2 separate regions of the Homo sapiens genome follow, and region 2 is linked to region 1. The links are chromatin contacts, found by POLR2A ChIA-PET in ENCODE. All regions are on one chromosome and are shown on one strand. The core of a region is the stretch at or near the end of the contact, and the rest is flanking DNA. Distances in the headings are between cores, read along the strand shown.

The links. ChIA-PET counts read pairs that join two places held with the same protein, here RNA polymerase II (POLR2A).
Region 2: POLR2A ChIA-PET joins it to region 1 with 14 read pairs in BJ. The contact joins two enhancer-like sites. POLR2A ChIA-PET finds 5 or more read pairs at or near these places in 2 of 52 experiments (BJ and IMR-90).

The regions. Positions count from the first base shown.
Region 1 is chr5:147,402,802-147,407,264 of GRCh38, forward strand. DPYSL3 (dihydropyrimidinase like 3) reads right to left here. Exons shown (of 14, transcript NM_001197294.2): 8 at 2,809-2,929. Among named protein-coding and RNA genes, the nearest start is that of DPYSL3, 110 kb to the right of the region's middle. Within about 2 kb of position 1,615, at least 22 of the 41 ENCODE cell types and tissues checked have a DNase peak (open chromatin) inside an H3K27ac peak, as active enhancers do.
Region 2 is chr5:149,436,704-149,441,166 of GRCh38, forward strand. No RefSeq gene overlaps it. Among named protein-coding and RNA genes, the nearest start is that of MIR145, 8.3 kb to the left of the region's middle. Within about 2 kb of position 2,113, at least 3 of the 41 ENCODE cell types and tissues checked have a DNase peak (open chromatin) inside an H3K27ac peak, as active enhancers do.

The DNA.
Region 1 (4,463 bases), core at 365-2,864:
GGCTATTGGAATATACACTGATCTAAGCTGTTTAGCTTCTTTAAGAAGAAGGAATAGTGATATAGAAAGCAAATGCTAGCTCATAGCTAGGTGGTTGGTACCAAGTTTCTCTATGCCAAAATCTGGGGCCAAAGCTACCCTATACAGCCCTGCACTTCTTTAACTTTGGTCCTCCAACTTCCACAGTTAAATTCTCCACAAGTTTGCACTCTATGGCCAGGATCACAAATAGATTTTGCCTTGTTTCAACTCCATTCAACTGGTAATAGTTGCCTAGAATTCCATGAAGGGAAAAATTCTAATAATGCGCGGGGTCTCAGTAGAAAAGACTCATGATTAATTAGTAATGTCTGCCATAGGCAAAAGAAGGAAGCGATGGCAATGATTCACATTGGACAGCCCTGCTTTTGGGGGTGAGAGTAAAAAAAAATCCAAGTGATGAGAATTCAAGGGCTCTCCAAAAATACTTACACACTAAAGGATACAGGACCATAAAGATATGAAGAAATGAAAGTCACAGCAAGCACTCAACTACTATTGAAAGAAATAGAATCTTAAAAGTGGAAGAAATCTCCCTCTGGACTATGTTTAGCATGGAAGAGTAAAAGAAGCTAAGATAGTAATTACACCTAGATTTGAATACCAGCTCTCCCAGCTGGGAGATCCTGGACAAGTTGTGCTGCAATTTCATCTGAAAAAAGGCATTTCTGAGAAATGCCTATTTCTCAGAGTTCTTTGAGAATTCTACACAATAAAAAAATTAAAGTATTTATGTCAGTGCAGGGCACATAGCTGTTCCTCATTAAATTGTAGCTTTCTAATATTAATTCTGAGCAGCCATATAGTTAAAGAGCCCTGATGATTGGTGACTAAACACACTGAGACTTCAACCATATCCTGCTCAGGAGGGAAGTGCAAACCCTGCTACACTTTGTCTTGCAAAGAATGCTCTTGGGTGTTTCCCTGAGAATGACGGTCCATGAGTTGTTTACTGACTTCAATCTCAGCAGCCAGTTTTTCATCCCTGAAATAATACCCCCATTCCACCCCGGAGACACAGCTGTACTAGTTCTGCTCGCCAGAGAATTATGTGCCAAAAGGCTCAGGGTTAGGAATTTTTGTCCATGAAGTTTAAAATAAGACCAGCATATAACTAAAACACCCTGTCCCGAGCGGCCCTAGGTCACCCTAAGAATGGGTCCCGGGCAGAATGCAGCCTCAGCAGAGGGCATGAGGGCGGTGGGTGGTCACAGTTGGCAGGGGTGTGTGTGTGCGGCACTGGGTGAGGGCACAAGGAGTTCCTACACACTTCTTCTTTTTCTTTTCTTTGCTTTTCTCCAAGAATGAGTGAGGAGCACTGGGCTGCTTTCCTGGTTCTCGCCCAATGACTCATACCCAGTGGAGCAACCACTCCATGTCAGTTGAAACTTCTAAAAGCTAAGGAGAAAACAGCAGGCCTACGAAGAACAGAGGAAGGAAGGAGGTGCCCCAGAATCTGTCAGCTAGGAAGAGTGTCTAGACAATGTGAAAGCCTCCCCTCTTGTAAGAAAAATAGGGTCACCCTGTGCCAGAAGGCCAGGCATCTGAACACTCAGCCATCAGCGTCAGCTGAGACTATTTTTAGCTACTGCAATCACTCACACGTGGAGTTTCACAGGCCAGTTTGGTAGATGAATCACCCATGTTGGGCCTCTCTACTACCAGAATGGCCACTGGCACGCAGCAGTAGCAACCACATCACTGGGCCTGGTAAATCCTCTCACAACCCAACACAGAGCCACACATCTGCAGCTTCTCACCTGCACTCGTCCCTTACCCAGCCTCACAACTGAGCCCACGAGTCTGACACTGAGGATGAGAACCAGAAACAGAAAAGAAAGCTCTGAAAACTTTAGCTAAGCACAAGGCAAGCAAAGGAAGCCCAAGTTAACACCAGTGGAGAAAAGAAGCAGAAGTCAACAGGGAGCAGGGACACAGCCAGGGTCATGAAGGCCATGGTGGCCAATATGCTTTGGAGACCCACTCAACCCCTTCTCTAAAATAACTTGTGTTAGTCTCAGTGGCTCAGGAGGTGTGACCTGCATCTGCACTGTGGCCTCAATCCTGGCCAGATTATATCATCCCCGGGGTGTTTACTGGTCCAGGGATGAGCACATGACCCAAGCCAGACCAGTCACAGTGCTCCTAGGGACTTTTGCTTGACCTGCTGGAAAAGGTGTATTTTACTTTCCCATCATGCTCTCTGCCAAAAATTGAGGACAACAGGGGCCTCTCAGCATCTATTCTGTAACTGTTCATACTGAACATAAACCAAACAGAGGAAAGAGAGCCAAGAAAGGAGTAAGCGTGACAAACACCTAATACCATTGTTGAGGCCCCTCAATCTAGCCATACCTGAAACACCTACAATCGGTTATTCACTTGTGTTTGTTTAAGCCAGTTTGAGCAGGATCTTTGAATTTTGCACCCAATTTAATCCTGACTGATATGTCCGTTTATAAAACTCAGACAAGGTGAACTGAAAATCAAAGATCAAGGGGAGAAGTAAGATGCACAAAGTCTCAGAAGAACTGGTTCAAGCTGTGTCATCTTGGACAACTCATCTAACCTTCCTGAGCCTCAGTTTACTTAAATGCCAAGTGGGAGAAATCCCAGGATCCTCCCATCCACACAGGATGTGGAGAGCGGCTTCCTAGGGAGCAAGGCAATGAGCAAAGTAGGCACCATTTATATTACACAGGACAACCAGAGAGGGAAGGAGCCACACAGTGCCATCAGGGGCTCCGAGATCTTGGAAACACAAATCACCTTTTTTCCTGGCTTGTGAGATGAGGTCAGCTGCACTCTTGCTCATGACCTTTGTGACGTAGAGAGGGCAATTGGTTTGGCTGGCAATGGTGATGGCACGGAACACAGCCTCAGCTTCCAGCTGCAAGAAAAAGTCTCCAGGAGTCAATAGAAACATGAACCTCTCAAACTGGTGGCTCCCACCTCCACGAACTGTGAGGATGCAGTGCTGCACAAAGGTTATGGATAATTTTGGCAGGATCTGGAATTAGATAGCCTATATCCACATCTCAGATCTACCACTTCCTAACTGTGTCACTTTACTCAGCTTCCCAGTGCCTCTATCCCTCACTAGTAAAATAGTATAGCACAGCATTGTCATCTGAGAGCAATGTCTGGCAGAGGGTAAGTACTTTTTCCTTAGCCTCTGTGGTTATCACAAAGGTGACATCTGAATGAAAGCCTTTGCTCCTCAATCTTCTCAGGACAGAATCTCTGGGCAAACACAATAGCAAACCATTATGTCTAAAATAACCAGCCAAGGCAGTTAGGCATCATGGTTCCTCAAATCCTTTCCTGCAGCAGTAAGTGGTCAGCAAAGGGTTAATTTTAGGAGGCATTTCTTACGAAAATAATTCCCAGGTTTCTCAACACAAAGACTTGTTTTATAATTGATCTCTCCCATCTTACCCTAATGTAGAATTCATGTTTTCAAATATGCTAACCAACCCAGTGGCATTTATTAAGAAATTAGAAGTTTTCCCTTATTTTATTAACAAAGCAGGGTCTGAGAGCTGAGGCTCTCTCAGATGGCCTGGTTCTGAGTCCTGGTTCTGACACTTATAAGCTAGGTGACCTCGGGTACATTGCACAACCTCCCAAAGCCTCAGTTTCCTTGTCTGTAAATTGAGGATAATAGGATCTGACATGTTGGGCTGTGGTGAGGATTAAATGAGTTCATCCTTATAAAGCAGTTAGCTCATTCCTAATGGGGAAACAAGGTAAGTGCCCCTTGAGGGTTGGCTACTGATATTATTGTTGATAATATTTTCTAACCAGTTGAGGGTCTGTGTTACTCTCAAGTGGTCTACTCTCAACTTGTGTAAGTTAGTCCAATTCAGCACAGAGCAGAGACTTTGACATTCTTCCATTCAATTGGCAACACTTCATTTTTTTATGGATATGACATTCTGGTTAGCCTGTGGAGCCCAACACTTAAAAAAAATACCAAAAATAGCTTGCAGATGCCCAATGGCTGTATAATGCAAACCAGTCACTGTCCATTGTGGGTGTAGCTCAGCAGACAGACCTAAGAACTTGGCTGGCTGAGCTGGCCTCCCCCAAGCTGCACTTTATTGCATGTGGATGGGACCTTGGAGGCCCCTGGTCATATGTGAATATGGACACCTTCCTGAAGCACCCAGAATTTTGTACTCTGGAGCGGCTGTCTCTATGCCTGGGGTCCCAGCTCTCTGAACAGCATCACTTGAGGTGGTGTCTGGGTATGCTTGAATTGAACAGGGGCTGGCTCCTCCTATGATCACTCCTCCCACTTCACACCCATGCTGACCACTTCAGCTCCCCCAGGACCTCTGTCCTGGTCCCTTTGATCTCATTCCTCCCAAGCACTACAGGTTTTTCAGCACTTTGACAACATGACTATCTTTGGAAGGTTA
Region 2 (4,463 bases), core at 863-3,362, 2.0 Mb after region 1:
TTTGGGAGGCTAAGGCAAGCAGATCACCTGAGGTCAGGAGTGCGAGACCAGCCTGGCCAACATGGTGAAACCCCATCTCTACTAAAAATACAAAAATTAGCAGGGTGTGGTGGCGGGAGCCTGTAATCCCAGCTACTTGGGAGGCTGAGGCAGGAGAATTGCTTGAACCCGGGAGGCAGAGGTTGCAGTGAGCCGAGATTACGCCACTGCACTCCAGCCTGGGTAACAGAGTGAGACTCCATCTCAAAAAAAAAAAGAAGAAGAAGAAAAAGAGTGGGATCTTCATGCAGGAGGACAGTGGGGCTGGAGCCTAGAGGACAAGAGGAGACCATGGGATGGGGTCAGAGGGGCACAGAGGCCAGGTTGGGTGGAGCCGCGTAGCCCACTTGAGGAGTTTGGATCTCATCTAAGTGCGTGACTGACAGCGTCAGATACACATTTTAAAAGATCACTCCTGGCCAGGCACGGTGGCTCACACCCGTAATCCCAACACTTTGGGAGGCTGAGGCAGGTGGATCACTTGATATCAGGAGTTTAAGACCAACATGGCAAAACCCCGTCTCTACTAAAAATACAAAAATTAGCCAGGCAGGGTGGCACATGCCTGTAATCTCAGCTACTCGGGAGGTTGCAGTGAGCCAAGATTGTTCCACTGCACTCCAGCCTGGGCAACAGAACAAGACTCTGTCTCAAAAAAAAAAAAAAAAGTAAAATTAAAAGATCACTCCTAAACGGGGCAGGGAGGGAAAGCAAATGTATTCCTCTTGTATACTTTTTTATATCTATATAAAGAAACCCAGGAAAAATACAAAAGGACCTAATAAAAGTGTTTACCTATGAAAGCAAACTTCTCAATACCCACTCTTGCATCATTTTGACATCTTAACCATATGTAGATATCATCTGTATTCCTGTCTTGTGGCTGCCATAACAAACTGTCACAAACTGGGTGGCTTCAGACAATAGCGATTTATTCTCTCACATTTCCAGAGGCCAGAAGTTCAAATCCGGGCGTGGGCAGGGCCACATTTCCTCCCAAGGCTGTGGGGAGCTTCTCTTCCCTGTCTCTTCCATCTTCTGGGGCGCCACACATTTCTTGGTGCATCGAGGACATTGCTCCAATCTCTGTCTGTGTGGTTACAGGGCCTCCTCCCCTTCTCTCTGTTTTTTTTTTTTTTTTTTTTTTTTTTTGAGACAGGTTCTGGCTCTATCGCCCAGGCTGGAGTGCAGTGGTGCAATCTCTGATCACTCCAACCTTCACCTCCTGGGTTCGAGCAATTCTCATGCCTCAGCCACCTGAGTAGCTGGGATTACAGGCGCACCACCGTGCCCAACTAACTTTTATATTTTTTTGTAGAGACAAAGTCCTGCCATGTTGCCTCGGCTGGTCTCACACTCCTGGGCTCAAGCAAAGCACCCCAGAATGTTGGGATTACAGGCGTGAGCCACCACACCTGGCCCCTTCTGTCAAATCTTCCCCATGTGACTCTGATTAAGACACTTGTCAGTGAATTTAGGACCCACTCAAATAATCCAGGATGATCTCTTCGTCTCAAGATTCTTAACTTAATTACATCTGCAAAGATCCTTTTTTCCAAACAAGGTCGCAGTCCCACAGATCCTAGGAATCCAGCTTTGGACATATCTTTTGGGATGCCACCATTCAACCCATCATGCTACCTACTCAAAAAGACCGAAGTAAACTGAAACATTTCTTCTAGCTGTGGGGTGGGGAATGAACTATAGGGTGGTGGGATGGAGGCGGAGTGGGCACGTGTGGGAGGAAAGGCCAAGAGAAAGTGATCTGTGGGAGGGAAAAGTCAGAATGTAGCATTCCTCACCCCTCCCCTGTCTGGTTTAAGCAAATGGCACATTTTGGTGCCTCTGCTGTGGCTGGGGAGATTGGAGGACAAAGCGGGTTTGCAGGAGGTGGGGATTGGGAAGGGAGGAAAGTTTTAGAAGTTTCAAAATGTTTCAAGTAGGTAGTTGGAAGACCGCATGGCAAGGGAGGGGGAATGGAAGCCTCAGATGACTGAGCAACCCAGGCTACAGAAGCCCCATCATCTCCCTCCTTAGAGAGCTCAGCATCTGGGGATGCAGCCACCTGGCAGAGTTGGCCATGATTCAGCTTGTGAAATCCAGGTTTCTCCCAGTCTACATTTGCACAACCAATTCTGTGAATTTAAATGCAAGACTTCTCATCTCCAATGTAAATTTCAGGATCCCTATGACTAATCTTTCCCCGTAATTCTGCCTCCAAACCAAGCAGGAGTGTATGCATAGTATGATCCCATTTTTGCAGGAGGAAAAGACTCTTTGTGTGGGCCTATAACAATAGCTAATCCTGGCTGAGCCAGACATTGTGCTGAGCTCAGCATACTTTATCTCATTTCATTTTCTCAGCCACACTCTAAACAAGGTGGAATTCTCATCTTCCGAGGAAGAAAATGAGACTCAGAGAGGTCACTCGCCCAAACTAGTGACCTATTGGGAGTTGTACGCTGGTGTCTTGGCCTTTGTGTCTATAATCATTAACGCCTCCCCCCACCTTTACGCCCACTTGTAGATACAAATGCATATAAAACATTCAAGCATATACCTACAAAGCTGTTAACAGTGGTTAGTTCTGAGATGGTGGTGAGAGGCTACCCATTACACAGTTCTGCCTCACTTTAAATTATCTTCAAAGGACTGGGCACAGTGGCTCAGGTCTGTAATCCTAGCACTTTGGGAGGCCAAGGTGGGCAGATCACCTGAGGTCAGGAGTTCGAGACCCGCTTGGCCAACAGGGCAAAACCCCTTCTCTACTAAAAATACAAAAATTAGCTGGCTATGGCAACGCACACCTGTAATCCCAGCTACTTTGGAGGCTGAGGCAGAAGAATCACTTGAACCCAGGAGATGGAGGTTGCAGTGAGCTGAGATCGTGCCACTGCACTCCAGTCTGGGCAACAGAGTGAGACTCCATCTCAAAAAATAAATTAATTAATTAATTAATTAAATTAAATTAAATTATCTTCAAGGAATCTGCTTCTCTAATTAGTAAATAGACATCTGTTCATCCAGAGAAAAATCTGGAAGAACATACACCAAAATGTCAACTGTGGTTCCATCTGGGGAGCATAAGCATGGGAAACGAGCTACCTTCCACACTGTATATTTTGATGTTGTTTGAACTTTATACGATGAGCATGTGCCACTTTTGTAAGCAGAAAAAGTAATTAAGACCTTTTTTTTTTTTAACGTAAAAGGAAGAATAAAGAGGAGGGTGACTCAGCAGCTGGCAACAGAGGCCCCACCTTCCTTCCTGTGCTCCTTTCCACCTCTCCCCACCCACATGCACACACCCTAACTGGAAAAACCTGGGCTCCTGCCGGCTGCGTCTGTCCTTCCCGTCTCTCCTCCTAGTGGTTGAACTGGGCCACCGCTAATCCCAGGGCAATAATATCTCCCCCTCACCTTTATTAGTGGCTTGTGGTTTATGGGATGCCTCCAGTGCCAGCTCATGTTTAATCCTCCCCATGATGCTGTGAGGTAGCTATTCTCATGCCCATTCTACAGACATGGAAACTGAGGCTCAGCAAAGCTAAGCTCCCTGCCAGAGGTCACATAGCATGTCTGCGATTGTGCCTGGGCCCAAATTCCCAGGCCAGGCTTCTTGAATGCTGCATCAGTTCAAGCTCATTTCAGGAACCTGAGGTTTGCTACCTAAAATCGGCCTGTTGGATCTTGTTCAGCCACATGAAACAGCAGATGTGCGCCTGTTCTCTGAAGAGCCCATCCCTGCAGCCTCAGGCACTCAGCCCTTCCCTGCACTGCCTTGGCCCTGGGGCTGAGCCTGAGAGAGAGGAATGGAAGGGCGCTTTGGGTCCTGACAGAGAAGCGTGGGTAAAAGGGAGACAAAAAGGGGGCAGACCCCTAGCATACACACAGATGGGCACAGGCAGGCAAACCCTACAGTCTAGGAAAGTGGGTAGGGGCCAGGCAAGGTGGCTTACGCCTGTAATCCCAGCACTTTAGGCCGAGGTGGGAGGATCACCTGAGGTCAGGAGTTTGAGACCAGCCCAGCTAACACGGTGAAACCCTGTCTCTACTAAAAATACAAAAATTAGCCAGGTGTAGTGGCGAGCACCTGTATTCCCAGCTGCTTGGGAGGCTGAGGCAAGAGAATTGCTTGAACCCGGCAGGCAGAGGTTGCAGTGAGCCGAGACCATGCCGCTGCACTCCAGCCTGGGCAACAAGAGTGAAACTCCATCTCAAAAAAAAAAAAAAAAAAAGTGGGTATGGGCTGGATCAGAATCCTGGATATGGCTTTGATCAAATCATTTAGTGTCTGTGGGCCTCAGTTCCCTCATCTGGAAAACGTGCATTACAGTAGCACCACCTTATAGAGCAGTTCCAAGGACTCAGTGGGGAATCCTTAGAGTGCATTTAGCACAATACCTGGACATAATGCCTGCTGA